Linked DNA regions of Homo sapiens: region 1 is linked to region 2. A link is a loop called in an ENCODE intact Hi-C map of the cell type or tissue named here. Cell type or tissue: sigmoid colon. All regions are shown on one strand. Links, peaks and the distances in the headings refer to the core of each region. The heading gives the core; the rest is flanking DNA.

Evidence for each region. Peaks named below come from ENCODE experiments on the same cell type or tissue, not always from the same donor. Only the 100,000 strongest peaks of a DNase experiment are listed, where the experiment ranks them.
Region 1: it touches region 2 in a loop (2.4-fold over the local background); 2 of 110 quality-filtered maps call a loop at or near these places.

Annotation. Positions count from the first base shown.
Region 1 is chr10:18,052,443-18,069,198 of GRCh38, reverse strand. No RefSeq gene overlaps it. Among named protein-coding and RNA genes, the nearest start is that of SLC39A12-AS1, 50 kb to the right of the region's middle. RefSeq lists an enhancer at 1,508-2,707. In sigmoid colon, for the core only: no CTCF peak of the experiment used is centred there; a DNase peak (open chromatin) is centred at 8,758; H3K4me3 peaks cover 677 bases; H3K27ac peaks cover 184 bases.
Region 2 is chr10:17,916,709-17,933,464 of GRCh38, reverse strand. No RefSeq gene overlaps it. Among named protein-coding and RNA genes, the nearest start is that of SLC39A12, 27 kb to the left of the region's middle. In sigmoid colon, for the core only: no CTCF peak of the experiment used is centred there; a DNase peak (open chromatin) is centred at 9,524.

The DNA of each region.
Region 1 (16,756 bases), core at 3,842-11,841, 140 kb before region 2:
CTTTTCACCGCTATTTCTTCTGCATAGGAAGACGCAGTGTTCCTTTCCTCCGGAGGATGCTGCAATAAGACAACGCTGTGGAAGCCAAGACTGAGCCCTCATCAGACACTGAACTTGCTTGTGCCTTGATCTTGAACTTCCAGCCTCCAGAACTACGAGAACTAAGTTTCTCTTCTTTATAAATTACCCAATCTGTGATAATTGTTACGTTATGGCACCACAAAGAGACTACAAATAGGCTAAGACTGAACCACAAGCCAATAAATAAAGATAGCCTCTTTAAGATGGAAAAGGCAAAAAAACTCCACATACTCTCCAGCGGAGCCTCAAGAAGGAACCAGCCCTGCCAACATCTTAACTTTAGCTAGTGAAACTTACTTTGGAATTCTGACCTCCAGAACTGTAAGAGAATAAACTTGCATGGATTTAAGCCAATAAATTTATAGTAATTTATTACAGCAGCAATAGGAAACTAATATACACAATAATCGCTCTCAAGATGTTACACCAAAGACCTCCTAGCCATAAAACCCAATGGTCTTTTCCTTTCCTCTTTCTTAGCAGCTCTTGGGAGCCTGCCAGATATAGTCGTGGAAAGAACATTAGTTTTAGAAGGGGGAAAAAACCCAGACCTGGTTCTAATTACTATTTCTATGCAAGAATTCTTCCTTGGCATTTCTCAGAAAATTTAGATTTCTCCAAATCCGGAAAATCAGTTGAAAACTTGGGGAAAGTATTATAATTCTCTAGCATGAACTGAAGCTTATCAATCAATATAGGAGACATGCGTTCACAATGGAATCAGTTTGGCTTGTGGCTGTTGCTGTGTTGTGCGTGTATGTTTCTGGCCTTGTGTGATGCTGACAATGAGTCACATTGGCACAGGAAATAAATATTAATAAGCTTATACCCATATCATGCTCCATTTAAATTCTACGAATGCTGTTCTAAGAAATACGAAGTTTTAGAAGCACATAAATCCTTACATTGGCACATTTCTACATGGGATTCTTTGTAGTTCTGTTAAGCTTGCTAGGAAATCCAAATGTTACATTATTTGAATACCACTCGATACCATTTCCTACCATTTTCTAGTATTTGAACATTCACTGTACTTCATAAACGCTACTAAATACTTCTCATTTGTCAAACATGCCTTCCAAAGATAGACATAATCATGAGTAAAGTGTATGAAAATGTTGAAATTATTTTAAAATAACTTATGATTGCGGAATTCCTGAGAAATATTGTAAATTATGATATCTCATTCCCGAATCCTCCAAATTAGTACATGTCAGGAATTTGAAAACACTAGTTTAAATCCCTGCCCTACCATTTTACTAGTAGTAGAGTCTTGAGCAAATTATGATAAGGTTAGATATCCTTATCAAAAAGGGAAAATAATATCATTTGGATTTGTTGCAAGGATTATGTAAGATTATATATGGGAAGTGCCTGAGAGATAAGTTAAAAAAAAAAAAGACAGTTCACAAAAGTAAGAGAGTAAATGTTCATGACCTTAGATTTGGTAAACAGATTCTTACACACCAAAAACATAACCAACTAAAGATAAAACAGATAGATTGAATTTCACCGAAGTTAAAAATTGTATGCATCAGAGAATATTATCAAGAAGGTGAAATGATAACCTACAGAATGGGAGACAATATTTGCAAATCATAAGGGACGTATCTGATCATCGAACCAGAATATATGAAGAACTCCCGACTCCCAACCACAAAAACACAAACAATGCAATCAAAAAAATAGGCAGAGGGATTTCCAGTTTCCTGTACTGCTTGGAAGTTGCCACTGTGTCCTAATAACAAGTAAAAGGCTGAAAAACTGAAAAATCAACAACTCTTCCTGGATCCATAAAAGAAGCGAGGCTTCACAAGCACAGCACTGCCCCAGAAGTTGGAGAGACAGATAGGCCAACGCAGAGAATTGCAACTTACCAGAGCAGAAACCAGTGAGTGTCCCACCTAATTGTAATTGATAAATTCCTGGTGACTCAGTATGAACAAGCCTGAACATTAAAAGCTCCAGGGGACCCAGACATAGAGGTCTCCATCCCTTTGTGAGTTTTACCTCCAGGAGTTTCACCAGGTTCTTAGAGTAAACGGAGAAGAATCTCTTCCCACTTCTGGGGGTGGAAGAGAAAAGGAACCAGAACACTGCGTTCTTCTTAACAAGGTCTGCCCTCAGGAAAATCCAGTTAGTTAATCAGAGCCCAGGCTGCTGGGGCTTTATCAGAGCCTAACGGACCTTGGGGGAAGAGAACTACCAAACGCCAGCCATCAGCCGCTCAGACCTTCCACCTGGGAGAGGAAAAATACCAAAATCCAGCCCACGCAAGCCATCCAGCCTCACCTAAGAAGGAAGAAAAATACTGAGAAACACTTGTGAAGTTCACAATCAGAGGCATCAGCTCACTAAAAGTCCTAATCAAAAAACTATAAAATCATCCTCTTCCCACTTTGCCTCACCACCACAATACTAACGGTCTACGTACAGCAGTTTCTGTTACAACAAAACTGACAAACTTCTAGCCAAGTAAACTGCAAGGAAAAATAGATGCATCTGCTATGACTGTTGGAGACTTCAACAGCTTTCTACCAGGAACAGGCCCAGCAGGCAATCAGTAAGGACGCAGTGGAACTCAATACACTATCAATCAAGTGACTATAATTGACACCTGTAGATGTACAACAGCCGAATACACTTTTTCCTCAAGCTCACTTGAAATATTTACTGGGTTTGACCATATTTTAGGCCATAAAAATATATATTAACAAATTTAAAAGAAATCATAAAATGTCTGCTTTCAGACCATAATAGAATTATACTAGAACTCCAGAACAGGAAGATAACTGGAAAGCCTCAAAATCCTCAAAATAGAGATTAAACAACACACTTCTAAATAACACATGAGTTACAGAAGAAATTGCAAAAGAAATTTTAAAATGTTTTGAACTAAATGAAAGTCAAAACCCAACTTATCAAGAGAGAAAAGTACTTAGAGGGAAATTTATAGCATTGAATGCATATGATAGAAGAGAAGAACAGTCTAAAACCAATAATCTAAACTTTCATTTTAGAAAACTAGAAGAGCAAATTAAATCCAAAATAATTTGAAAAACAGAAATAATAAATAATTAGAGCAGAAATCAGTGACGTTGAAAACAGGAAATTAATAGAAAAATCAATGAAACCAAAAACTAATTCTTTGATAAAATCAATAAGACTCTAGGCTAACTTTTTTCTTAGGCTAGCAAAGAAAAAAAGAAGATCCAAATTACTAATATCAGAAACAAAAGAGAGGACATCACCATAAATCCCATGAACATTAAATGTATAATACAGAACTATTATAAACAATTTTATGTCCACAAATTGTATAACCTAGATGGAATAGGTCATTTCCCTGAAAGACACAATCTGCCAAAACTTGCACACACAAAGAATAATTAATCTAAAGAGCTCTAGGTATGTTAAAGAAATTGAATCAATAATTAATAATCTACCGAACACAAAAGCACCAGGCCCAGATGAGTTCACCAGTGAATTCTACCACACCTTTAATGAAAACATTATACCAATTCTCTACAATATCTTTCAGAAGAAAGAAGCAGAGGAAATGCTTCCTATGTCATTCAATGAGACTAGCATTACCTTAAGAACAAAACCAGACAAAGACATTATAAGAAAAGAAAACCATAGATCAATATCTCTTTTGAATATAGACGTAAAAATTCTCAACAAAATACTAGCAAATCAAATTCAACAACGTATGAAAGAAATTATACACCACAACAACCAAGTATAATTTATCCCAGGTAGGCAAGGCTGGTTCAAAATTTGAAAACCAATTAATGTAAGCCATCACATCCATTGGATAAAGAAAAAAAAAACACATGAGCATATGAACAGGTGGAGAAAAGGCATTTGAAAGAATCCAACACCCATTCATGATTAAAAAACAAAAAAAACTCTCAGTAAATGAGGAATAGAGGAGGATTTTTCCCAGTTTGATAAAGAATATCCACAAAACCTATTGCTCACATCATATTTAATGGTAAGAAACTCAAAGCTTTCGTGCTAACATCAGGAACAAGGCAAGGATGTCCTCTCTCACCGCCCCTTTTCAGTATCATACTGGAAGTCCTAGCTAATGCAATAAAACAAGAAAAAAAAAGAAAAGAAAAGTTACATCAATTAGGAAACATAAAACTGTCTTTGCAGATGACATAATTGTCTATGCAGAAAATCCAAAAGTATCAGCAAAAGAAAAAAAAAAAACTCCTGGAACTAATAAGCACTTACAGTAATTTTGCAGGATACAAGGTTAATATAAAAACTTTTTTTGATATTGGAATATTTGCAGTCTACTTACCAGTTCAGTATCCCTAATCCAAAATTCTGAAATCTGAAATACTCCAGTGGGAATTTCCTTGGAGCATCATGTTGGCACTCAGAAAGTTTTAGATTTTAGAGAATGTTGGATTAGGGATAAGCAACCGGTATAAAGTTACAGATAGATCAATGGAACATAAAAGAGGGCCCAGGAATAGACCCACATAAATATAGTCAACTGATTTTGACACAGGAGAAAAGACAATAACATAGGACAAAGATAGTCATTCCAACAAGTGGTGCTGGAACAACTTGCCATCCACAAGCAACAAAATGGAACAAAACAAAACAAGAATATAGACAGAGACTTTATACCTTTCACAAAAATTAACTGAAAATGGATTGTAGATCTAATTATAAAATGTAAAACCATAACACTTCTAGAAAACAATATAGGAGAAAATCTAGATGGCCTTGGGTTAGGTGATGACTTTTAAGTGCAATATTAAGGGCACTGTCCATGAAAGAAAAAATTGGTAAGACAGATGTCATTAAATACTTCTGCTTTCTGAAAGACACTGTCAGGAAAATGAAAAGACAAGCTGCAGACTGGGAGAATATGTTTGCAAAAAACTTACTTGATAAAAGACTGTTACCTAAAATATGCAAAGAATCCTTGAACCTCAACAATAAGAAAATGGACAACCTGATGAAAAATTGGAGCAAAAGATCTGAACAAATACCACACCAAGGAGGATATAGATTGAGTATCACCAATCTGAAAATCTGAAATGCTCCAAAATCTAAAACTTTTTCAGTGCTGATATGATGCTCAGAGGAATTGCTCGTTGGAGCATTTCAGATTTCAAATTTTCAGATGAGAAATGCTAAACCAGTAGGTATACTGAAAATATTCCAAAATCTGAAAAAAAGAAGTCCTAACTCTGAAACACTTCAGGTACCAAACATTTCAGACAAGGAACATTCGACCTGTGCACACATGGCAAATAAGCATACGAAAAGATGCTCCACATCATATATCGTCAGGGAAATGTAAATTACAACAACAATGAGATATCACTGTATACCTATTAAAATAGCCAAAATCCACAACACTGACAACACCAAATGCTGGTGAGGATGTGAGGCAACAGGAAGTCCCACTAACTGCTAGTGGAAATGCAAAATGGTACAGCCACATTGAAAGATAGTTCGGTGATTTCTTACGAAACTAAACATAACATTACAATACAATCCAGCAATCATGCTCCCTGATATTGACCCAAAAGAGCTGAAAACTCGTGTACACACCAAAATCTGCACACAGGTGTTTATCGCCTCCTTACTAATCATTACCGAAACATGGAAGCAACCAAAGTGTCCTTCACTGAGTGAATGCATAAACTGTGGTACACTCAAACAATACGATATTATTTGGTGCTAAAAAGAAATGAGCTATCAAGCCATGAAAAGACATAGAGAAAACTTAAATGTATATTACTAAGTAAAAGATGTCAACCTTAAATGGCTAAATATGGTATTCAGCTGTAGGAAATTCTGAAAAAGGGACAACTATGGATACAAGAAAAAAATCAGTGGTCGCCACAGGTCAGGGGGAGGAAAGGATGAACAGGTGAAACCCAGAGGATTTTTAGGGCAGTGAAAGTACTTTGCAGAATACTGCAATGGTGGATACATGTCATTAGCCATTTGTCCAAATCCACACATTCTATAACACTAGGAGTGTCATAATGCAATGCTAATGTTATGCTGTGTAGAATCCTAATGTAAAGTATGGATGCTGGGTGATAATGAAGAGTCAATGCAGGTTCATCCGTTGTGATAAATATACCACTCTGGTAGGGAATATTGATAATAGGAGAGGCTATTTATGAATGGAGGCAGGTAATACATGGGAAATCTCTGTACTCTTCACTAAATTTTGCTGTGAACTTAAAACTGTTCTAAAAATCAAGTCTATCTTTTCAAAAAATAGTTAAAGGATTTGAATAGATATTTCTACAAAGAAGATATACAAATGGACGGTAAGCACATGACAAGATGCTTAGTATCCTTAGTCATTAGGGAAATGCAAATCAAACAATGAGATAATTTCACACCTACTGGAATGAATGTAGGAAGAAACAAACAGAAAATGGAAAATAACGACTGTTGTCAAGAATGTTGAGAAATTGGAGCCCTCATACATAGTTGATGGGAATTTAAAACAGTGCAACTGCTGTGGGGAACAGTTTAGTGGTGCCTCAAAAATCTAAATACGATGTTTCTATGTGATGTAGCAATTCCAATTCCATTTCCAAGTATGGCATATGCCAAAAAGAATGGCGAGCGGGAACTCACACAGATACTCATTGCAGCGTTGTCACATAGCTAAATGGTGGGGAGACGCAGGTGTCTTCCAACACATAAATGGATACACAAAAAGTGGCATCAACACAATGGAATATTATTCACAAATAAAGGGGAATGAAGTTCTCAAATATCCCATTATATGGATAAATCTTGAAAACATTTATGCTAAGCAAAATATGCAACACACAAAAGGACACACTTCGCATAAATCCATTTATATGAACTATCTAGAATAGACAATCCATAAGACAGAAAATAGAGGCGCCAATCAGAGGAGCTCCAGGACTCCCACCACACTCCTATAGCCAGAAAAACCTCAGTGATGGTTGGACTTTGTGAGATTTTGCTTGAGCAAAGGGTTCCATGGTTGGGAAACTTGGAAGCCACCTTCTCACCAGAGCTGTCCCCCAAGTATTAACTATCCCGTCTTAGCAAAGATATTTTTTACCTTTACCCCATAAAGTTTCTTTTGTTGTTTTATTTTTCTCATAACGAAAGAAGACTTGAAAAAAGGACATATAGAAAACCACATCCACTCTAATGCAGCATGAGATAGTGATCCCACAAGCATCACTATCTTTTTTTTTTTTTTTTTTTTGAGACAGAGTCTCACTCAGTCACCCAGGCTAGAGTGCAGTGGCACCACCTCAGCTCACTGCAACCGCCGCCTCCCAGGTTCAAGCGATTCCCCTGCCTCAGCCTTCCGAGTACTTGGGATTACAGGCGCCAGCCTCCACGCCCAGCTAATTTTTGTATTTTTTGTAGAGGCGAGGTTTCACCATGTTAGTCAGGCTGATCTCACACTCCTGACCTCAGGTGATCCACCTGCCTCGGCTTCCCCAAGTGCTGGGATTACAGGCATGAGCCACCGTGCCCGGCCACAAGCATGGCTATCTATTGTTCCATTCACAGAATGGAATCGGACAGCCCCACTCCCCCTGTTCCTTCAACTTTACGTGTTGAAGAGTCCTAAATTATAGGGCAGAAGGAAGGGGCCCATGCTAGATGTCTGCAAATGAAGAGATGTGAGAGAAGAATGGGATTTTAGTCTTATTTAAACAGCGGCAGTTCAACCTGGCGGAGTGGGAGGATGCTGGAGCGAAGACGCTACCTCTTTCTTTGTTTTTCTACATTCAGAGGGCCTTAGTTTTTAAATTTTTAAAATTTCAATTTTTAATGTTTATGGATACATAGTTATACATATTTATGGGATGCTTATGACATTTTGATACAAGCATACAATGTGTAATAATCAATTTTAAGTCATTGGGTTATCCATCAGCTCAAGCATTTATCATTACTTTGTGTTAGGAATATTCAAAATGTACTTGTTATTTTGAAATAAACCAAAATTTTTATTGAGCTTTTGAACACTGTATTTTATTCTATCTAACTATATTTTTGTACCTATTATCCAACCCCTCTTTATCCCTCCTCCCCACTACTCTTACAGTCAGAAATTCTTTTTGCTTTTTTTTTTTTTGAGACGGAGTCTCGCTCTGTCTCCCAGGCTGGAGCGCAGTGGCATGATCTCAGCTCACTGCAACCTCTGCCTTCCCAGGTTCAAGCAATTCTTCTGCCTCAGCCTCCTGAGTAGCTGGGACTACAGGCACGCACCACCGTGCCTGGCAAATTTTTGTATTTTTAGTTGAGACGGGGTTTCACCATATTGGCCAAGCTGGTCTTGAACTGCTGACCTCCTGATCTGCCCGCCTCAGCCTCCCAAAGTGCTGGGATTACAGGCGTGAGCCACTGCGCCTGGCCCAGAAATTCTTAAATCCCTCCAGTCAGGAGTGGAAAAGAATTGGGTGGTTTTGAGTCAGCCCTGACCAGACAATGGCAGCCATGGGCCCAGGTTTAGCCTGAGAAAGGCCAAGTATGGGCCCCGCTACCCTCAGCGGGTTGACTTTTCTGTTTGCTTTTCCTCACAATAGATTCATTGCAATGGGAGACTCGAGCTGTCACCATAAAATACTAACACGAGGCAGGGCCTACTGCAGCGTTAACCTTATCTGAGAGGCATTATGCGATCAAGGGAGGCTTGGCAACCTTCCTGCGCTCTGCTCCGCAGAGCAGGCTGAAGTGCTGATTTTCGCTTCTCCAGCTCATTTTGACTCAGCTAAATGAAGGAATAGCAAACACAATGTCAGTGTGATGACTGAAAGGACACAAACCAGATACGGGCTCGCTAAGTTAAGTACATTCAAAGGAGAAATATTTATATTTTACATTTTAAATAGTTCCCGAGAGTTGCACAATATGTTTTCCATCTCACTTGTGTTTAAGAACTTATCGTACATGAAAAGCAAAGCAGCCCTCTCAAGCTGTGGATTCAAATGATAGTGATTTTCTTATCGTATAGATCAAAATAACAGACTCAGAACACGAACAGAGCTTTCTGTGCAAAGACACGGAACACAGATCACTCAGAAGACAAGGTAAACGATTGCGCTAATTTTGAGCCTACGTTCTGTCGTGAGGCCTGGCTCTTTGGATACAAGCTGCTGAAAGGTAACATATGTCCCCACACTTCTCCTGCATAATCATGAAATGCAAATACACATTTTCTGGAACGTGTTTCCTGAGACTCTGGGGGAATGATATCCAGATTTGGGCAAAGGGGGAATGAGGAACAATCTGGGACTCTCACAGAGGGAAGGAGAAAGGCAGGAACATTTTTAATAAAAAGCTTGACCTACACCATACAGTGTGAAGGGAAATGAGGTTGTTTTGAACGGCAAGCCTCTTGAGAGAGAATGGCCATTTTTCAAGGCCACTGCGTGACCAGGAAGAGGAAAGGGCCCTGTGTCGTTGGATTGCTCTCTGTAGAAACAAAGGACCACCCAAGCAAATGAAGGGAGAGAGAGAACTGGATGTTAGGGGATTGAAAGAAATTATTATCAGAGGAAAGGAGGGAAAGAGGTAACATGCAGAACAACGCAACAGTGAGTCACACCCCTCATTTCCATCACGGGGTGCATCCATGGAAAATACCAGTACAGTTCGCTATGACACTTAAGTGTAGGGGCTGCAGGAGTCAGCCTGCCGGGGTTGGGTCCCAACCTCACTACTTTCTAGCTGTGGGACTTGGCTGAGTTCCCTAATCTCTGTGATTAAGTAAACGTAATCTCTGTGATTAAGTAAATGGAGGAAATATGAGTATTGACCTTTTTTCGCTTTAAGAAACATATAGCACTTATTGTATGCCAGAAATGATTCTAAGTACTTAAAAGTATGTCACTTAACAAGGGGGATATATTCTGAGAAATCCATCAGTAGGCAATTTCGTGGTTGTGTGAACATCATAGCATGTGCTTACACAAACCTAGATGGTGCGGCCTACGACACACCTGGGCTAGATAGCACAGACTATTGCTCCAAAGCTACAACCTGCACAGCATGTGACTGTACTCAATTCTGTAGCAACTGTAACACAATGATAAGTATTCGTGTATCTAAACATATCTCAGCATAGAAAACGTGTGGTGATAATATGGTATAGAGGATTTTTTTTTTTTTTCCTAAGAGTCTCGGTCTGTCTCCAAGGCTGGAGTGCAGTGGCGAGATCTCAGCACACTGCAACCTCTGCTTCCCGGTTCAAGCAATTCTCCTGCCTCAGCCTCCTGAGTAGTTGGAACTACAGGCGCCCACCACCACACTTGGCTAATTTTTGTATTTTTAGTAGAGACGGGGTTTCACCACGTTGGTCAGGCTGGTCTCGAACTCCTGACCTCATGATCAGGTCTGGGTGGGTGAGCCACTGCACCCAGACTTGGAATATTTTTTAAAGTATACCTCTCTGGGTCACTTACCATGAATGGAGCTTGCGGGACTGGACTTTGCTCTGGGTCAGTCAGTGACTGAGTGGTGAGTGACTGTGAAGCCCTAAGACATTACTGCTGTGAAAGAAAAATAAATCTTGGGGCCCCCACATCACTAAGCTAAAGGGAAATGTCAAGCTGGGAACTACTTAGGGCAAACCTGCCTCCCATTCTATTCAAAGTCATCCCTCTGCTCACTGAGATAAGTGCATATCTGATTGCCTCCTTTGGAGAGGCTAATCAGAAACTCAAAAGAATGCAACCATTGGTCTATATCTCTGTTTTGGTACCAGTAACATGCTGTTTTGGTTACTGTAACCTTGTAGTATAGTTTGAAGTGAACCCAAATGTCCATCAATGATAGACTGGATTAAGAAAATGTGGCACATATACACCATGGAATACTATGCAGCTATAAAAAAGGATGAGTTCATGTCCTTTGTAGGGACATGGATGAAGCTGGAAACCATCATTCTGAGCAAACTGTTGCAAGGACAGAAAAACAAACACCGCATGTCGTCACTCACAGGTGGGAATTGAACAATGAGAACACTTGGACATAGGAAGGGGAACATCACACACCGGGGCCTGTTGTGGGGTGGGGAGAGGGGGGAGGGATAGCATTACGAGATATAACTAATGCAAATGACAAGTTAATGGGTGTGGCACACCAACATGGCACATGTATACATATGTAACAAACCTGCACATTGTGCACATGTACCCTAGAAGTTAAAGTATGGAAAAAAAAAAAAAAGAATGCAACCATTTGTCTCTTACCTACCTGTGATCTGGAAGCTCCCTCCCATCTTCAAGTTGTCCCGCCTTTGCTTCGAGTTGTCCCACCTTTCCGGACGGAACCAATGTTCATCTTACTTACGTTGATTTATGTCTCATGTCTCCAAAAATGTATAAAACCAAGCTGTGCTCTGCCCACCTTGGGCACATGTAGTCAGGACCTCCTGAGGCTGTGTCACCTCAACCTTGGCAAAATAAACTTTCTACATCAACTGAGACCTGTCTCAGATATTCAGGGTTCATACTGTACACTATTGTAGACTTTAGAAATGCTCTATACTTAGGCTACACTAAATTTATTTTTTAAGTAATTTTGCTATTTTATGATGGGTATGACATCACTAGGCAATAGGAATTTTTCAACTCCATTATAATCTCATGGGGCCACCATCATAGATATGGCGTGGTGTTGAATGAAGCAGTGTTGTGAGGTTCATGACTGTGTTTACTCATCAATTCTCATAATGATACCGTGAAGTAGGTAGTAAAGGTTGCTGTGAGGATTAAATGAGATAATATAATCATTTATAAACAGTGCTCCAGATATAGAAAATATTCAAAAAATGTTGCTAATGTTATTATTATTACGAATGCTTTTGAATGAACTCAATTTAAGCTTTACTCATTTTCTAGAAACGAGGCAGGTAAATAATATTAACAGAAGTGACAATATAATGGTAGCTGTGGTTTATTGAGTACTGATTACATGGAAGGAGCTGTGTTAGGTTCCTTACACATATGACGATCTTGCGAGGCAGAAAGTATTAGATCCGTGATGGAAACTGAGGCTCAGAGAGGTTGAGGAATTTGCCCAAATTAACACAGCAAGGTTTTGGCAGGCTCCAAAACCTATGTTCTTCCCATACTTCATGTTGCAGAGGGTAGAACTAATAAACAGATGTCACCATCAGTAAACAAACTACAAAATGTAAGTTTATGAGAATTGTTGAATGATCCCTATATATGGCTGTGTCTGCTCTCTAAACACCAACGTGTTCATGTAAGAATAACTACCTCAAAGTAGTGGATATCTGCATATTGCCTGGAACAGTGCCAGGTACACAGTTGGTGCTTGACAAATGGAGGTGTTGCTTGTAGTGCTGGCAGTCTTTGATATGGAGGGAGTAGCTACTCCCATTATGTATGTGGATATATTTATTCATTCTAGAGTTGCATAAATAATATTGTTAATCTTTTTGCAAGGGAAGTTCTTGCTTAAGAGGAAGATGGTTGAAGTCTAAAAAGAAGATCAGAGCAAAAGACAGAAAACAGACTCAAAAAGGCGGTCAGGAGGGCTGGGTTTAGGGTGCAGCTCTGCCCCTCACCAGCTGCAGTGCTATGGTCAGGGCCATCCTGCTCCCTTGGTTCCCACACCCTGGATTCTCAAATCCTCTGATGAGCCCATAGCAAGAGCAGGAGCAGGAGCAGGAGCAATCGGCCTAGCAGAGCTAACCTTGGGGTTGGTGTTGGAATTCAGACACACTCCTCTAGGGCTGAGGTGCGGGGACCCAACCATGATCCTGGTGGGAGCCTTGGACCACAGCCCGCTAGACCCTGAGATCTGGATCCTTTGAGGTCATGTGGAAGGAGGACTTCTGGAATCAGAATTGAGGCTGTGACACCTCTTTAATATCATGTCTGAGCAGCTTGTGTTCCCTCTCCCAACTTCCTCCTTTCCCCTCAGCTAAGCCAGCCTCTGCAAACCCCTTTCTGTTGCTTTCTCTCCTTTGCTGCTAGCCCCTTGTCATCCATAACCCTCTAACAACATATTTCTGATCACACCACATTGAGCTGTAGGTTATCAAAGCCTCCTTTGATAGCAGCCCATGATTCTGTGTAAGAAACTGTATCTGCTCACATCACACACCTATTTCAGAGAAAAATTCTGTTTAACTGTTTAGGCTCTAAGTGACCGACAACTGTCTTGATGCAGGACATAATTGGACAGTCAGACAAATATTAGTATCTGACCTCAAATTTGATTGTGTCTTTTCTTTAAATAAATTGTCAGCAATAAAGTCATCTTCTGTTTTGTATAGAGAATTATGGTTGCATGTACTCTCAAATGCATTTTCCCTTGTCTTCCTTACACTGAACCTGAAAGATAGATGCTATTAACCCCTTGCCAATATCTTATAAACATCAGTGAACTCATGTAAGATTAACTGCCTCAAAGTTTCATTAACGATTAAAGGAGATGATACAGTGTCTTACAGAGTGCTGGGTATAGAGTCAGTGCTTAACATATAAAGATGACTCTAGTACTGGCAGTGGTATGGTTGGGGGAAGTTATTTTCATTACATCATATGATGTAGATGTGAAATTTATCATCAAAGCTCACTTCTAAACTAAGATAACTAAACACAGATCCTGTCATATTTATTTTTTATTTTTAAATTTTTATCTATTTATTTTTTTGAGACTGAGACACCCAGGTTGGAGAGCAGTGGCACAATGATGGCTCACTGCAGCCTCAACATTCTGGCCCAAGTAATCCTCCCACCTCAGCCTCCTGAGTAGTCAGGACCACAGGTGCGCACCACCACCACACCTGGCTAACTTGTCATATTTTTTACCTAATTTTTAAATGTCAACCATAAAGGAAGTGTCTGAGCAGTGGCAAGTCAACAATTGAGTTCTGGAACCAGCAGTAGCCTAAAGAATCTGTTACTGACTCACTATGATAGCATATTAGTTCCAGGAGCTTTTTTGTCAATTTTTTTTAGATTCTCTACATAGATAATCATGGAATCTATAAGCAAAGGCGATTTTACATCTTCCTTCTCAATCTGTGTATCTTTTATTTCCTTTTCTTGTCACATTGCATTGGCTAGGACTTCCAGGATCATGATGTAAAAGAGTGGTGAGAGGAGACATCCTTGTCCTATTCTTGATTTTAGTGGGAAAGCTTCAAGTTTCTCACCATTTAAGCGTGATGCTAGATGCAGGATTTTGCAGATGTTCTTTATCAAATTGAGGAGACTCCTCTCTATTCCTAGTTTGCTGAGAGTCTATTTTCCATTTTTAAATCAGGAATGGGTGTAGGATTTTGTGAAATGCTTCTTCTGGATCTATTGATATAATCATATAAGTTTTCCCCTTTAGCTCATATGATGGAATAATCAGTTTTCAAATGTCGATCATACTTGCATACCTGTGATAAATCCCACTTGGTCATAGTATATAGTTCTTTTTATACATTTTTTAATTGTTTGCTAATATTTTGTTGAAGATTTTTCTGTCTATATTTATGAGAGATATTGGTTTGTTATTAGGGTAATGCTGGCTTCATTGAGTGAGTTAGGAAGTAGTCTCTCAGCTTTTATCTTCTGGAAGAGATTGCAGATAATTCGCATAATTTCTTTCTTAAATGTTGGATAGCATTTACCAGTAAAGTCATGCGGGCCCAGTACTTTCTGTTTTGGAAGGTTATTAATGTTTGTTTCAATTTCTTTAATACTTGTAGTCCTATTCAGGTTATCTCGGTCTCTTTGTGAGTTTTGGCAGATTGTGTCTTTCAAGGAATTGGTGCATTTTATCTATTGTGAGCATAGAGCTGTTCATAGTATTTCTGTATGATCCTTTTAATAACTGTGGGATCTGCAGGGATGCTACCGCTTTTATTTCTGATATTACTAACTTGTGTCCTGTTTCTTTTTTTTTTTTTCTTGGTTAACCTCACCAGAGATTTATATTGCTCAAGAACCAACTTTTGGTTTCTTTGATTTTCTCCATTAATTTCCTGTTTTAAATTTCAGTTTCTCTTTTATTATTTTCTTCTGCTTAACTTTGTCTTTATTTTTTCTTTTACTAGTTTCCTAAAGTAGAACCATAGATTGATTTTTGACCTTTCTTTTTTTTCTAATATATTAAGATGATAATTTCTAAGTACTACTTTCACAGCATCTCACAAATTATAATAAGTTGTATTTTCATTTTTATTTAATCAAAATACATTAGTTTCTCTTGAGATTACTTCCTTGATTCATGTGTTACTTAGAAATGTGTTGTTTAATCTCTAACTATTTGGGGATTTTCCAGCTATCTTTCTATTACTGATTTCTAGTTTAATTCCACTGTGATCTGAGAACAGACATTATATAACTTTTATTGTTTTAAATTTGTTAAGGTGTGTTTTATGGCCCATAATGTAGTCTGTTTTGGTAAATGCTCTGTGTGTGCTTGAGAAGAATGTGTATTCTGCTGTTGTTGGATGAAGATGAAATAGTCTATAGACGTCATTTGATCCAATCGATTGATGGTGTTGTTCAGTTCAACTACGTCTTTACTGATTTTCTGCCTGCTAGATCTATCAATTACTATTTATTTCTTCTATCTACTGTTAGAGGCCAATTGAAGTATTCAACGGCAATAGTGGGTTAATCTATTTCTCCTTGCAGTTTTATTAGTTTTTGGCTCACATATTTTGGCACTCTGTTGTTACGCACATACACATTAAGAATTATTATGTCTTCTTGGAGAACTGACTCTTTTATTATCATGTAGTACTCCTCCTTATCCTTGACAATTTTCCTTTCTCTGAAGTTTTCTTTGTCTGAAATTAATGTAGCTACTCCAGCTTTCTTGTCATTAACGCTAGCATAGAGTATCTCTTTTGTTTTTATTTCTATTAAAGTAAAATATACATAACATAGAGTCTATCATTTTAACCATTTGGAAGTGTACAGTTCACTGGTGTTAAGTACATTCACATCATTGTGTAGCCATCACCACCATCCATCTCCAGAATGTTTCCTTATCTGAAACTGAAACTTTGTACCCATTTTCCCCTTCTGCAATCCCTAACAACTACCATTCTATTTTCTATCTCTGTGAATTTGACTACTCTAGATACCTCACATATATTGAGTCATGCAATATTTGTCCTTTTGTGTCAGTTTATTTCACTGAACGTATCTTCACAGTTCACTCATGTTATGGCATTTGTCAGAATTTTGTTCCTTTTTAAGACTGGATAATATTCTTTTGTACGTATACACCATATTTTGTTATTCTATTCATCGATTCAGTGAAAATGTTTCACCTTTTTGCCATTGCAAATATGTGGATATGAACATTGGTATACAAATATCTGTTTGAGTCCCTGATTTCCAAATTTTGGGGTACATACCCAGGAGTGGAGTATCATCCCTTTAATTTTAAATGTAATTAATGCATTAAATTTTTTACGTAGAAATGGTGTCTTGCTATATTGCCCAGGCTGGTCTTGAAACCCTGGCCTCAAGAGATCCTTGTGCCCTGGCCTCCCAAAGGACTGGGATTATAAATGTGAGCCACCACACCCAGCCCCTTTCAATTTTAATGTTAAGTCTGTGTCTTTATATTTAAACTGGCTTTCTTTATATATATAGTTGGGTCTTAGTTTTTGTATCCACTTTGACAATAC
Region 2 (16,756 bases), core at 5,251-13,250:
ATGGTGAAACCCCATCTCTATTAAAAATACAAAATTTAGCCAAGCATGGTGATGCACACCTGTAATCCCAGCTACTCGGAAGGCTGACACAGGAGAACTGCTTGAACCCAGGAGGCAGAGGTTGCAGTGAGCCGAGATCATGCCCCTGCACTCCAGCCTGGGCCACAGAGCAAGACCGTCTCAAGATAAATAAAATAAATAGTAATGCAAGTAATGACATACATAGCACATAGGAAATGTTCATGAGGCTTACGAATTATGTATACATTTACATAGTATCATACTTAGGTATTTGAGTATCTACCTATGTTATTATGTCCTAGGTGCTGGTGACACGTGGTGAACAGGATAGTCACTGCCCACACTGAGTTCGCAGTTTGTCAAAGAAAGCCTGGTAATCAGTCAGCCAGAATGTAGCAGAGTCAGTACTATAATATGGGATATTCAGTGTATGCAATGGGGATCCCTAACCCAGTACTGAAGCCATAGGAGACAACAAAAAGCAAGTTGGCTTTTAGCACTATAATAAAATGCAGAGGTCTCTGACATCAAATGAAGCAGAGAGGCTACAAGTGTCCATGAACAAAGTGGTTATCACTGGACACAAATCACCATCCAGCTACAACCGAAGGTTTCCTCTGGCGACAAATAAATAAGACCTTCAAAATGACCCATGCGTGAGGAGTCACAGTTGATACTGACTAAGCAGACAGAGACCTTTGAGCACCTACTTGATTTAATGGCTTGGGCCGCACAAGTTTTTCTGAGAAGAGAGTTAGGGAGTGTTGAGAAAGGCATATAAAGTTGAATCTTGAATTCAGATTGGGGTTCAGATTTCTGTAAGCATTGTGCTGGCACACTCTAGACTGTCTCTTGGGCACAGGAATGTGCCCCATAATGTGAACTTTATGGGGCATTTTTCCATCTGTAAAATAAAATCTTCCCTGCTCACTGAAGCAGGAACTTGGAAAGGTTTTTTTTTTTTTCTTTTAGATCTGTAATTTTAAGATCTTCACAATATAGGTTTATTTTACAAACCCCACTCATTGTACAAGTACTTTAAAAAAAATTTTTTTAGATACTTGCATTATTCAGTGTTCTCTAGAGATACAGAGCTAATAGTGTGTGTGTGTGAATGAAGTGATTTATTTTTGTTGTTGTTGCTGAGATGGAGTCTCGCTCTGGCACCCAGGCTGGAGTGCAGTGGCACGATCTTGTCTCACTACAACCTCCACCTCTGGGGTTCAAGCCATTCTTGTGCCTCAGCCTCCTGAGTAGCTGGGACTATAGGCACCCACCACACCTGGCAAATTTTTGTATTTTTAGTAAAGACAGGGTTTCACCATGTTGGCCAGGCTGGCCTCGAACTCCTGATGTCAGGTGATCTGCCCCCCTCGGCCTCTCAAAGTGCTAAGATTACAGGCATGAGCCGCCATGCCCAACCAATGCAGTGATTTATTATTAGGAATTGGCTCACGAAACTGGGGAGGCTGAGAAGTCCCAAGATTTGCCATCTGCAAGCTGGAGACCCAGGAGAACAGGTGGTGGAATTTAGTATGAGACCAAAGACCCAAGAACCAGCAGAGTCAATGGTGTAAATCCCAGTCCAAGGGCAGGAGAAGACCCAAGAACCAGCAGAGTCAATGGTGTAAATCCCAGTCCAAAAGCAGGATAAGACCCAGCTCCAGCAGGCAGAAAGAAGCAAAAGCAACAAATTCCCCCTCCATTCTTCTGCCTTTTGTTCTATTCAGGCTTCAGAAGATTGGATGACAATCACCCATAATGGAGAGGGCAACCTACATTACTAAGTACAACATTTCAAATGCAACCTTATCCAAAACCACCCTCACAGACACACTCAAAGACAATGTTTAATCTGGGCACCCCATGGCCCAGTCAACTTGACACATAGAATCAACCATCACAAATACCAAGCGTCGAGAGGGTAGGGATACTGCTGAAAATATCAAAACTAGACTCGGGGAGGGATCATTTTGAGGTCTCTGAGTGTCAATACATGATCTTCAGAGAGACCTAAAAATGTACAGTTTAATGAATTCTTTTCTGCCTAGGTCATGAATCTTGATGTGGAATCACAGAGCAATTCCGTATCTATTCTCATTCCTAGTCAAGCAGCATTTAGATGTACGTGTTAAACATCTAGCTAAAGTAAGTCTTGCAAAAGAACAAAGGATGTCTTTTTTTTTGGCTGGATGTGGTGGCTCACATCTGTAATCCCAGTGCTTTGGGAGGCTGAAGGGTCGGATCAGTTGAGTTCAGGAGTTCAAGACCAGCCTGGCCAACATGATGAAACTCTTGTCTCTACTAAAGTACCAAAATTAGCTGGGTGTGGTGGCTCTCGTCTGTAATCCAGCTACTTGGGAGGCTGAGGCAGGAGGATCACTTGAACCTGGGAGATAGAGTTTGCAGTGAGCCAAGACTGTGCCACTGCACTCCAGCCTGGGCAACACAGTGGGACTCCATCTCAAAAAAAAAAGAAAAGAAAAAAGGATTTTTTATTAAAGGATCCAGAACTATCTCATAGAATCTAAAGCATGAACAGGCCGGGCACAGTGGCTCACGCCACCCAGCACTTTGGGAGGCCATGGTGGGCGGATCACAAGGTCAGGAGTTCAAGACCAGCCTGGCCAACATATTGAAACCCTCTCTCTACTAAAAATACAAAAAAAAAAAAAAAAAAATAGAGCCAGGCGTGGTGGTGGGCACCTGTAGTCCCAGCTACTTGGGAGGCTGAGGCAGGAGAATCACTTGAACCCGGGAGGCAGAGGTTGCAGTGAGCCAAGATCACACCACTGCTCTCCGGCCTGGGCGAGACAGCAAGACTCTGTCAAAAAAAAAAAAACAAAAAAAGATTAAAAAATGAAAGCACTGAACCCTCAGGCCTGAGAAAGGGAAAACCAAAGCCCTATCAGGGTCTTCCTCAACAGGAGGCTACCGAGCTACACCCCCATGCTGCACCATTATAGCCACTTAGCTCCAGTTCTTTCTTGCTATGTTCAAACTCCAAAAAAGATGTTGAGTCCCAGCTGGCCAGTCAACAGAGGGCATCATAGAGTAGTGGTTACGTAACCAGAACGTGGACACAGACTTGGGTTGAAAGCCTGTCTCTACCATGCACTAGCTGCATGAACTTGGGCAGAGTATAAAGACCCAGTTTTAAAAATCTATGAAACAGTATGTATATCATAAGTTACTGTTGAAATGTGATGAGATAAACCATGTACAGTTCTCAGCACCATTTCTTTCACATATTGGTATATGTATTTTTAAAAATCTCTACTCCTGAACCCATCAGTAGGCACTCTTAGTTTTCTCTCCTAGCCTGATTTATTCTGTACAGATAAGGCCAGAGAAAGAGGTCAGTAGCTTGGCCCACCTATTCCCTTGCACACTTTGTTAGCCTCTGGCCAACTTGGCCCTATGAAAACTTAGCAGCACTGAGAAGTAAGATCTCTTTTCCTGACATGTGTAGAAGTCAAAGGAAAATTTTCCTGTTATCCTCTGAAGGTTTGCTTAAAAACAAACAAACAAACAAAAAAAAAAACCTGACAAAAGCCAGATTAAAATGAAAAAAGTCATACAAATGTATGTGCTTAGGTAAGAACCACAGAGTGATTACCCCAGCCCCTAATGGGTTTCAGAAACACGTATACCATCTCGAGGTTACAGAAAGAATGGGAGCTTGGAGCATGGCTGGAAACAGATTATGGTGGTAAATCAGGTTATACTGGCAAGGTAGGTTATGGGAGAAAGACCACAAGGCCTGGCTTGCAAAGGTGGTCTTCTTATGTAGACGAAAGCCCATAGGTAGCTAATCCCAGAACAGATGGTAAATGTTTTTTTCAGACCTTTAAGGTGTCCAACTCTCAGTTAATCTTTCCTAGATTCAGAAAAGGGAAAGCCAGGCTGCATCAGTGCGGATTTTCTGTACAGATGCGAGTCTCCCCTACAAAAGACAGCTTTTCAACTACTCTTATATTTCCAGCACTTCTGAATACCCATCTTGAAATATTAGGTTGATGCAAAAGTAATGGCGGTTTTCTCCATTACTTTTAACGGTGAAAACCACAATTACTTTTGCACCAACCTAATATGTCAAAGTGGTGTATTTGGGGGTAAAACATTTTGGTTTCCTTCACATCTCTGTAGGCTTTAGAGTGAGAGACAACTTTAGAGAAGTCTGTGTGTAGATGTCTTCCCCAGAGAGGGAGAATCTGGCGGCAGGAGGTAATTGGCAATTACTTATAAATTTTTCGGGTTTTTTTCTTTTTTTTTTTTTTTGAGACAGAGTCTCACTCTGTCGCCAGGCTGGAGTGCAGTGGCGTGATCTCGGCTCACTGCAACCTCTGCCTCCTGAGTTCAAGCAATTCTCCTGCCTGAGCCTCCCGAGTAGTTGGGACTACAGGCATGCACCACCACGCCTAGCTAATTTTTCTATTTTTAGTAGAGACAGGGTTTCACCATGTTGGCCAGGATGGTCTTGATCTCTTGACCTCGTGAGCCACCCGCCTCGGTCTCCCGAAGTCCTGGGATTACAGACATGAGCCACCACGCCCAGCCTCTTTATTTTCAAAACATCAGAAACTTCAACTCAAAAAGGAAAAAAAAAAAAAGAGCCAGGACGTTGCTGAAGTCCAATGGCCATTCTCCTGGTCCACCAGAGAGTGGATTGCCATTGAAAAATCCAATAACGCCGATGACAGCCTGACTCAAAGAGTTTAGAAAAAAACTAAACCAAAAAAGAATGGATGCAACCACCATACACCCATTAGAATGATTATTACCAATGTTTTAAAAGAAACTGGAAAATAACAAGTGTTGGCAATGACTGTAGAGAAACTGGAAACCCTTATGCACTCTTGGTGAGAATGTAAATTTGTGTGGCTGCTACGGAAAACAGAATGGAACGCTTCCTCCAAAAATTAAAAATAAATTTACCACATGGTCTAACAATTCCATTTTGGGCTATATACCCAAAATAATGTAAAGCTGGGTCTCAAAGAGTTATCTGTATACCCTGTTCATAGCAGCATTGTTCACAATAGCCAAACAGTGGAAGTAACCCAATATCCATCAATGGATGACTAAATAAAGAAACTTGTCTACTCATACAATAGAATAGTTTTCAGTCTTAAAAAGGAAGGAGGCTGGGCGCAGTGGCTCACACCTGTAATCCCAGGCAGATCACCCAAGGTCGGGAGTTCGACACCAGCCTGACCAACATGGAGAAACCCTGTCTCTACTAAAAATACAAAAATTAGCCAGGCGTGGTGGCACATGCCTATAATCCCAGATACTCAGAGGCTGAGGCAGGAGAGTTGCTTGAATCCAGGAGGCAGAGGTTGTGGTGAGCCGAGATCGAGATCATGCCATTGCACTCCAGCCTGGGCAATAAGAACAAAACTCTGTCTCAAAAAAAAAAAAAAAAAAAGGAAGGAAATTCTGATATGCTAGAACATGGATAGACCTTGAAGATATTATGCTAAATGAAACTAGCCAGTTATGAGAGGACAAATACTATATAATTCCACTTATATGAGGTTCCTAGAGTAGTCAAAGTCATAGAGACAGAAAGTAGCATGTCAGTGTTGGTGGCCAGGGCTTGGGTGGAGAAGAAATTGCGAGTTGTTTAATGGGTGCGAAGTTTCAGGTTTGCAAGATCAGGAGTTCTGGAGATGGACCATGGTGACTGTTGTGCAAAAATGTGAATGTACTTACTACTGAACTGTGTGCGTGAAATTGGTTGAGATGGTAAGTTTTATATGTATTTTATCACAATTACAACAAAATGAATGTGTATATGGACTCCAGGCAGCTTGGCTGGGTGGAGGTAAAGGTAGCTACCAGCTTCTTTCCCACTTCCTGCTGGTGAATCTGCCCACTTCCCTAAGTCAGAGTTTGTCTCTCTCACAAGGCCAAATCTCTCTTCCCAAGAGTTGTTTCAATAATAAAAAAAAAAACACTGCAACCACCAGGAAGATGGTTACTTAAACCAGTGTTTCAATCATGGGCTGCCATTGGATGAGCCTGATGTTTTATAAAAATACCATCTCCAGACTTTACCTCCAGAGATTTGCCTTAATTATATTGGGGCAGGGCAGTAGTTTCATGGAATGGGACCCTAAAGGAAGTCTCTTCTTTCTTCCATTTGGGCCCTGGGCTCTCCTCCCCCCATCCCAGGGAGGCCACATTCTAATGATTACAGCCTCTCACCTGTGGGTCCTTACACTTTGCCCCTCCCCTAGCTTCTTTTCTGTACTCAGGTAATACTGAAACCATTCCCTTTAGCTGCTTTTGCTTGGTCTGCCTCCTTCAAACTTCTTGAAACTGCTTTTGGCAAGGTCACGATGACTTTTCTAATGTTACATCTAGTAGACAGCTTTCAACTCCTGTCTTACCTGATACAGGGCAGCCTTTGGCAGACACTCTTTCCTTGGCCTTTGGAAACTCTTGTAGAATCCTCCCTGGCTGCTTCTCCCAGGTTTCCTTGAAGGTTTTTTTCCTGCCTCTCAAACGGTTATGTTAATGCTCTCCTAGATTCTGTCTAAAGCCCTCTTTTTTATTCCAATTCTTTCATTGACTCAGTGGAGTCGACAAATACTATCAAGCACCATCATGCACTGGGCACTGTCAAAGGCTCCAGACGTTTCACTAATTAACCTAACTAGACCTGGCTCTTGCCTTCATGGAATTTACATTATATTGCAGGGGAAAGGAACAGAGCAGAAAAAAAAATGAATTAAAGAATTCTGACCAGTGTTATGATGAAAATAATCAGGCAGCTGAGTTGAACAACAGGGTAGGAGGCCGCCTTAGGAAAAATGACCTGAGAGATGAAAAGGGTTTCCAAGAGTGAAAACAGCATGGGCAAAGGCCCTGGGGTAAGAGCTCAACTGGTTTGAGATGCTGAGGGAGGACCAGTGTGGCCAAAGCATAGAAAGTAGGCATGTGGCAGGCCAGGAGCAGGTGAGACAGGTCCTCTAGAATGTGGTAAGAAGGTTGGGGGCTCTTCTAAATGAAGTTGGAAGATATTGAAAGGTATTAAATTGAAGAGGGATATAGTGTGACTCACATTTTAGGAAGACCACTTGGTGCATTGTGGGGAATGACTGGAGGGTAATGGAAGTGAAAGTAGGGAAATAGAAGTTTGTTGTATTTCAGGCAAGAAATAATGGCGGCTGCACTAGGGAGTGGCCAGGCAGAGACAAACATGGGCAAGTAGAAGTGAAAAGTAGAATTGAACACACTTTGTGATATATATGGAGGGTGAGGGAAAGAGGAAGCAAGAAGGGCTCCAAGTTTTCTAGATTGAGTGGCTGAGTTGCCATTCAATGTTGCCATTCACTAAGTGGAAACCATCAGAGTAGTAACCACATGGGGAAAATATTGTGTTCTATCTGGTTAAATTTCAGATGCCCATGACGCGTTTAAGGAGAACAGTCAAGTAGGCAAGTTAGATGTTCCAAGTAGAATCTAAAGCTAAAGATGTAAATATGAGGTTCATCAGCATGAAAATTACATTTATTCATTTGCACATTTTTTAGGATCTTATTTTTAATTAAATGACTATTTTCAGAAACAAAACCTATTACTCATCATGCATTTCACAGGAGTTCTAACTAGAATGGATTATAAACATCACATTATATCAAAAGAAAGAAAAACGTCAAACTGCCCAAGAATTTCCTTTTTAGATTTCATCAGGTTGAAAAATGACCCAAAAGACCAAGTCCACATTGAGGTTAGGATCACCTACCACCTACACTGATGGCATTATTTCCTGTTTCTGGTCAACTTCATAATTTTAATTTTGAAAAGAGAAGGAAATATTCAGTAATAATGAAATAATTTCATGTCTATTAAATATCTGTCATTTTTCTTAAATTGCAAATAATTCATAAGACAATATTTGGTTTAGACTTACAGACCAAAAAAGGAGAAATGCCCCCAAATCTTTCAGGCACCCTTAATACAGAAGTAGCTGTTTGGCTAAATGTCCTTCCAATGACTCCTTCATAATCTGTCTACATATAGTCACTAATTAAGTGCTCTGATGGTTATAGTCCTACTTGTAGCTTTTAAAGATGACTATGGCAAGGGAATTAAGAGGGTCGCCAAAGGCAAACGTGTTTACCAAGCACCATTCAGAAGCTTTTGTAACAAGGAGCCGGCACTGCCTGATGGAATCTGCACTGCCTTGGGTTTGCTCCTGGCACCTTCAACATCTCTAAGCTCTGCCACGACAGCACTGAGTGGGCCTCCCACCTCAGACTTTTCTGTCATCAACAACCTGAGTAACATCTCAAGTTTCTTATTGAAAGTTTTAAGTTTGGCAGTGTCTATGTGATACTGAACGTGACCTTCAGCTCTTTGATCAGAGCAGGTGGCACATATGCTGTTGACTCAACTCTTCATGTCTTGGTGGTGATCACTGATGTCTTAGGTATGAGTCTATACGGGCGATGGCATTGATCATCCCTGTGGTTATAGTTTTGGTCCCAAAGCTCGAGCAGATGCATTCAGTGCTGCTTTCTGTGCTAACTGCAGAACAGCCTGCCAGGACCTCTAGGGTGATAGTCTTTGCTAATCTATCAAATGTTTGAGGAGTCATGATGTTATAATTGGTTTGTTAAGAATAGAGTACAGTATTTGACCACTTGCTCTCAGCTAGGGCCCAGCAATAGCTTTTGAACTCATAGCTTATGTTATGCCACTATCAGTCTTCTGTTTTGGTTCTTTACGGAATATTCCAACTTGATACTTCAATATTAGATGCAGTTGAAATGGAAGTTCCATTAGTCAAAGAGACAAAATTAGAGCTGAAAAACACATGAATTATAGATGTTGTTGGCTACCCAGGTGTTACACCCACTATAGTCCTTGAAACACATTTTCACTTTGATAGTCTTTTTGTGAGTTCCTACGGGTTGACGGCAGCTATCTAAGGACTTTGGTAGGTGGTTAAGGGGAACTGCTGGAGAATGAATGACTGTGGCTTCTCCAGTGACTGTGGCTCATGGTCCTTGAGCATTTTTTCAGTTTGTGTCTTAACCTATGTGAGATTTATTGGCAGGCACGCCCTCTGAGCTAAACCATTCTTTTCCTTATGAAGGAACACATATTTTGTAAGTAGTTCTTTGATATCCTGAGGCTTGGCACCAGGGACTATGCCTGGCTGAAGATCATCCAAATGAACCCACTGGCTTGGATGCTCTGAGGATCAACTTCAAGAAATGGTTACCTGTTACCGCCTGGCCTCCCTAAGCTTGTTCCGCCTGCTCCTCTCTACCCACATGGAAAACCCAGAGATTTCACTGCCTTTCAAGGAAGAAAACTGGCTTTTAAACAAGAACAAGGAAGAAGCAAAACAAGCACAATGACTATACCCATGTTGAGGGGGAGCTCAGAGGAAAACTATGGCTTCAGAAATACCAGTTGGCTGAGACATCTCAGAAACTGTGCCAGATTCCTGGCTGCTTGGCAGTGGAGTTGAGTCAGCTGCTCAGGCGAAGGTCCCAAACTGGTTCTGCTTCCTTCTTCATGCTCTGCAAGTCTAGCCTGGGCATCTATACTGGCTGAGGGATGGCCGTGCAGATAATAAAAGCAGGAGTCCCAGTACCTGCTTCATGACCAATAAATCACAGGTGCTTGAGACCAGTAGCAGGTGTATCCAGCGAGGCTGCAACTCACACGGGGAGGGGACTCACAGCAGAGGTGCTGTGCACCAGGGCACATAAAATACTGCAACAGCCTCTTCTGACAAAAACATTTCTTACATAATCCATCTCTAGTTACAGCGTACTGACACACGGCAGCAAGGGCCCAGAAGGGAGCCTGGCACGGCCAGATAAAGTCAGGGTTTTTTTTTTTTTTTTTTTTTTTTTAATAAGACTCAAGATCAGTAACACAAAAAGCTCAGAGACTGTAGAAGCTTAGCTCCTCTTTTAGCCTGGAACTTCCTTGAGGGAATCAAACCTTGCCAGATAAACCATCATATTCAGAGAACTGGTTCCAGCAGACGATCAGTCCCACACTTCTTCTCTGCTGGAAACTTTAAATCCACCTCCTGTCCCCACCCATTCAAGAGCCAGGACCTCTGAGTTTTGGAATTAACACTAGGGTCTTACATGGCAGCCAGCAAAACACACTTGGGAAATACATGAAATCCCACTTGATTGCATGCCACTGTGCCTGGTATATGATAGGCACTTAGTTTCCCTATCACTTTTATAGCCAAGTGTTACTCTGACTTTCAGAAAATTGAGGGAGAATAAGAGATGGAACTCTCTTCAAAATATTTATTGCAATTTTCCTCCAAGAACTGGATGTGTTTTCTTCTGCCCTCTAACTTTGAGAGAATAAAGCTGAATTATCTAGTTTTGATGGTCAGGAGTATCAGAAAGTTTCCATTAACTTCCTTTTAGAAGGTGAGCAAACCTTGGCCCAAGGAGACTGGCACTTTATGATGGATATCTCCATGGGTCAAACTGATACTGTTGGGCTAGGCGAGGTTCCCGGTTGCCAGTGGGACCTCAACTCCAGCCAATGTCCAGGCTCTTGACACCATCGTGAGAAGAAATTCAAGGATTCAGAAAATAGTGCAAGTATGGAGATTAACTGCAAAGTATAAAGTACACACTCCAGAAAGGAAGTGCTGTACTTCCATCCGTGTACTCAAGAAAGTCACGCAATGGGGTTTAGGGTTGCTACTTCTATGGGTTTTTTTAACCAAAGGGTGGACTATTCATGAGAATTCCTGGAAGCAAGTGATTTCTCTGAACTATGGTGCCAGCCATTTTTACATCAAATATGGGTATTCTCAGAACTGTCATAGTACTAGTGGGTATGTCATTTGTATGTTAATGAACATATAATGAGGTCCTAGGTGAAACCTAGGTCAAATCCAGTGCCATGCTGAGTGCAGTCTGTCTTAGTCAGCTTGGTTCACACACTGGTTTTTCAGGATCTTAGCCCCTAGCCTCTAGTCACGTGAAACTGCTGCCTGCAATCTTTTTATTCTGTGATCATCATGTATTATTCCTGTCTCAAACCAATTTACTGTTATTACTCATACCCTGGAAAGATGGTTCTTTTCACAAAGACCTAGGGTTCTGCCCAGGGCTCCGTGATATCTGACCTATGGTATCCGATTCTTGGAGTTCATATTCTAAGATTGGATAGGAGAGGCAAAGCTTCACTCACACATACTCATTAATGGTGATTATGAAAGGGATGTGAGGAGTCGTGCACTGGGAGAGAATTAGGGGTTTAGGGAAAACTGCGGGAGTGGATTTTAGTATCTGTGATTCCTGATTAACAAAAGCATGGAGAAGCTGCAGCTTTAGTTAATTCCTATGCTCTTGAGCTACACTGCTTTTACCTCATGGATTAGGTGAGATTTCTAACAAGCAGTTTGGGGGAAATGCAATTTCAATGCAAAAGGATTCCAAAATAGAACGCTCCTCAAAGTCACAGTCTAAGGCCTGTGTGCCTCAGAATCTTTTGGGAAATTGATTGAAATGCAGATTCCAGGGCTCCACCCCAGGTCTACTTAATGAGAATCACAAGCATGGACCCAGAGGAATCTGAGCTTTAGAATAAGCTTCTCATGTGGCTCTTAGGCCCAGCAGTGTTTGAGAACTCCTGCTAGAATCCTCAATCAGGGACAGGCCCAGAGTCTTGAATTTTCTTGCACTTAAAGAAAAAAAAATTAAATCAATGGAAAAAACATGGTAGCTTTGTAAAGCTCCTTAAAACTGAGGCAACTGTGTGTACATGAGCTATAATCACACCCACAAGGAGAAAGCTCCCACAGAGCTAGTTGAACAAGATCAATAACCACTGCCAAAACCTATTCTTGCAGAGCTGTCGTGAATAGTGTTAATATTTTAAAGCACCACAGAAGAGTCGGATCTCCAGCCAACTCAAGGAGCCTTTCCAATGTCACTGTCACTTTTAAAGAAAGTGCCTGTCAGGGGGCATTTCCGAATAAAGAACATTTACAGAACACCAAAGAAATACTAGTACCAAAGTATGTGTTTCTGGTATGTTGTGAGCAGTTTGGGTGGAATTACCAGGGGAAGCAGTCCCCTGATACATTTTTATAACATCTATTGAGGCTTGACCAAGAACAATATTTTAAGGAAGCTTTCTTATTTAGTATTTAAATATACTCCATATTTAAATCCATGCTATTTTCTATTTAATATTTAAATATAATCCATATTATGTAATCCATATATTTAAATATTAACTCAGCAAATTAGTTAAATACTAAGCAAACTTTTAGTTTCTTATTGAAAATTTCTCATTTCAATAAGAAAACTTAGTTTCAATCACCTCTCGAACACCCCACCTGTCAATATTATTGCATTGACCCTTAAGTTTCAACATCTGAGTTTTAGAAGAAACACGTACAAAAACTAAAGGTTTTAAGAAAACTAAAAGTTGTCTCAGTATTTAAATATGAATTTTCTTTAAAAAAAATCACAGAAGCATGAAAAGTTGAAAATTATAATTGAAATTTTTTGGTTATATCCTCTCTTTGGTTAAAAAAAAAAGATTTGGGGTAGCCATTCTACATCAGTGAATTTACCAACTGTTTTCCCATAATTGTGAGAGAGATTTACTATGTTGTACCAAAGAGAGAATACTGAGGATTAATACCTTCAAACCAGTACCAGTTAACTTTATTTCTTCCTATCTCAATCCATTTGTGCTGCAGACACAGGGGTGACTTATAAAGAACAGAGATTCATTTTCCTCACAGTTCTGGAGACTGAGAAGCCCAAGGTCAAGTCACCTGCATAGGGGAAGAACCTTCTTGCTGCATTCTCTAGAGGGGAGAAACGTCACGTCCTCACATAGTAGAAGGCAGAAGCCGGAGAGAGCTGAACGTAGTAGAAGGCGGAAGCGGAAAAGAGCTGAACGCTTTCAGAAGCCTCTGTTACAAGGGCCGGAATTACAGTCAGGAGGGAGGAGCCCTCACACATAACCTAATCACCTCTCAAAAGCCCCACCTGTCAATACTAGCACAATGACCCTTAAGTTTCAACATCTGAGTTTTAGAAAGAACACATTCAAACCATAGCCGTCAGGACCCAGTCCATAGAAGCACCTGGAGTTTCCTTCGGTTTGATCTGTTCTGTTAATTAAGAAAATGCCTGAGTGCCACTCCCAGATTCTGGTTTAATGGGTCTATAACCACTCAGTGTGTTCTCCTTGCCTGTTGCCCAAATAGTGAAGATTTATTAAGACAGGGGAATTGCAATAGAGAAGTTTAATTCATGCAGAGCCAGGTGAATGAGAGACCAGAGTTTTATTACTTAAATCAGTCTCCCAGAAAAGTCAGAGGAAGGAGTTTCTTAAGGATTATTTGATGGGTAGGGGCCAGGGAGTAGGGTGTTCTGATTGGTCAGGTTGAAGATGAAATCACAGGAGATCAAAGGGGGTTCTTCTTGCTGTCTTCTGCTCCTGGGTGGGATCATAGAACTGGCTGAGCCAGATTACCAACCTGGGTGGCACTAGCTGGTGCATCAGAATGCAAGGTCTAAAACAATATCTGGAGTACCAGCCTTAGATTTTATGATAGTGATGTTATCCCTAGGAGCAACTGGGGAGGTTCAGAATCCTGTGGCCTCTGGCTGCATGAGTCCTAAACCATAATTTCTAATCTTGTGGCTAACTTGTTAGTCTTACAGAGCAGTCTGGTCCCCAGGCAAGAAGGGAGTTTGTTTCAGAAAAGGGCTGTTATCTTTGTCTCAGGATTAAACTATAAACCAAGTTCCTCCCAAAGTTAGTTCAGCCTATGCTGAGGAATGAACAAGGGCAGCTTGGAGGTTAGAAGCAACATGGAGTTGGTTAGGTCAGATCTCTTCACTGTCATAATTTTCTCATTGTTTTAATTTTGGCAAAAACAATTTCAGATCTGGGTGATTACAATGTTTACCAATGTTGAGAACACTCATTTATAGTCAAAGAAATAGATTTTCCATAAGTTATCAGCAGAGAATAAATTCTCACGAATATAGATGCTTTATAATCTTAGTATAGTCAATGAAATCGATTTTCCATAAGTTATCAGCAGAGAATAAATTCTCACGAATATGCTTTATAATCTTAGTAATACAAAGGTTTCCAAGTTAAGATAGAATTTTCCACCTCCAGTTTTGTGATGGAGAAAAGTCGGTTGTTCTATGCATCCCATAGTTATGTGGCCTAAGCCTTCAGGAGTCTCTAATTCTTCATGAGTCTACTTGAGTAACTTTATGACCTTACATTTGAATGTCTGTGTATTCGTCCATTCTCACGCTGCTAAAAAAGACATACCTAAGACTGGGTAATTTATAAATGAAAGAGGTTTAATGGACTCACAGTTTCACATGGCTGCGGAGGCCTCAAAATCATGGCAGAAGGCAAAGAAAGAGCAAAGGGTCATCTCACGTGGCAGGGGAACTCCCCTTTATAACCATCAAATCTCATGAGACTTCACTATCAGGAGAACAGCCCAGGAAAAACCCACCCCATGATTCAATGACCTCCCATTGGATCCCTTCCATGACACGTGAGAATTATGGGAGCTACAACTCGAGATTTGGGTGGGGACACAGCCAAACCATATCAATCTGCATGTAAAGGGGTATGATTTCTGCTCTCTTTTAAATTAGGCCAGATGACACGTGTAGCTTTGATTATGTAGTGAAACATGTAATCTCCTTGCTTGAGTCACACGGGCAGAGCCTGACACCACATCAAAAGGCCCTGAGTACAGATGAAGTAGAAGGAGGACCGAATGGAAGAATGCCTCTTGTCATTATTCGAGTGCACGATCCCTTGCTCGCCTCTCAACATTCATCTCTCTTTACGTCTTATATAAACCAGCTGTTTCTCATCTCAGTGGCTTTTCTCAAGCTTCTCCTCTGCCCAGTGTCCATTTCTGCCTTCCTTTTGCCCTTATGATGCTTTATTTTCTACTCATCTTTGAATATCTGTTCTGGTTTCACTTCAAGTGGCTTCTCTCAGAAGCTGTGCTTGGCATTCAGAGTGATTCTATAGTGACGCTAATGAGGCTTAAGTTTCAGGGCCACTCCCTTGCATGGGTCCTTTCCAAGGCCCTGGGAGGGCCTTAGCAGTGTTTTCACGTGGCTATGTTTTTAAAAATAAAATCTGTAGATAATATTTTAACCATAATTGTTTTAGACTCTCCATTTCAACTACCGCTCCAAGATGGGTTGGGGGGTACCTCCTCTTGTGATAGGTGGCGTTGGAATGACCAGGACATTTTGGGGAATCAGGGTAAAGGGATGTTGAGTTTGGAATACATTAGTTTGGGTTTTAGTGGAATAATATATTTACATGGTTGTTAATATAGGAAATGGTGTGGCCGGGCACGGTGGCTCAAGCCTGTAATCCCAGCACTTTGGGAGGCCGAGGCGGGTGAATCACATGAGGTCAGGTGTTCGAGACCAGCCTGACCAACATGGTGAAACCCTGTCTCTACTAAAAATACAAAAATTAGCCGGGCATGGTGGCGTGCACCTGTAATCCCAGCTACTCTGGGAGGCTGGGGCAGGTGAATCGCTTGAACCTGGGAGGTGGAGGTTGCAGTGAGTTGAGATAGTGCCATTGCACTCCAGCCTGAGCAACAAGAGCGAAACTCCATCTAAAAAAAAAAAATATATATATATATATATATATATAGGAATGGTGTATTAATGTGGTTGTTAATAATGGAATGGTGTATTAGAGTTCAACCAAAGAAACAGAACCAGTAGGAAATACGAAAATAGATTGACGATCATGAATACATACATAGATACACATATATAGAGACATATTACGAGGACCTGGCTTATGCAATTGTGTCAGACTGGCTAAGCAAGTCCAAAGTTTGTAAGACAGCTCATCAGAAAGGGAAGATTAGGGCAGGCATGGTGGCTCACACGTGTAATCCCATCACTTTAGGAGGCCAAAGCAGGAGGATCGCTTGAGGCCAGCAGTTTGAGACCAGCCTGGGCAACACAGGGACACCTCATGTTTATGAAAAACCAAAAAAATTAGCCAGGTATGGTGGCACATACCCGTAGTCCTAGCTACTGAGGAGGCCAAGGTGGGAAGATTGCTTGAGCCTGAGAGTTTGAGGCTGCAGTGAGCTATGATCATGTTACTGCACTCCAGCATGGGAAACAGAGTGAAATCCTGTCAGAAAGAAAAGAAAAAAAAGAAAAGAAAACAAACAAAAGGAAAGAGAAAGGGAAGGAAAAGAAAGAATGGAAGAAAAAGAAAGGAAGGGGAGGGGAGGGGAGGGGAGAGGATCAGGAGCAAACTGGAACTGGAACTTCATGTGGAACTTCTCGAGCCAAAGCTGTGTTCCATAATCAGAAGCCCTCACCCTCAGGAAAAGCCTGAGCTCAATTTTAAAACCATTCAACTGATTAAGCCAGGCCCTCTCCAGATAATTTCCCTAATTTAAAGTCAACTGATTAGGAACTTTAATTACTTCTGCAACATCCCTTCACAAACCACCTAGATTTATATTGACTTGGTCACTGAGTACCATACTTGAGCCTAGTGAAATGAACACATCAGAAAGCCACTTCATGAATGGGCTCTAGCAATATACCTATCACTCCCTTTGCAAAAACATCCAACTATATTACTAAAAGGTTGAAGGCCAGATTTTACAGAGTACTATTAGCATATCCTAGGGGACCCATGAGCAAAGCAAGTGGGGATT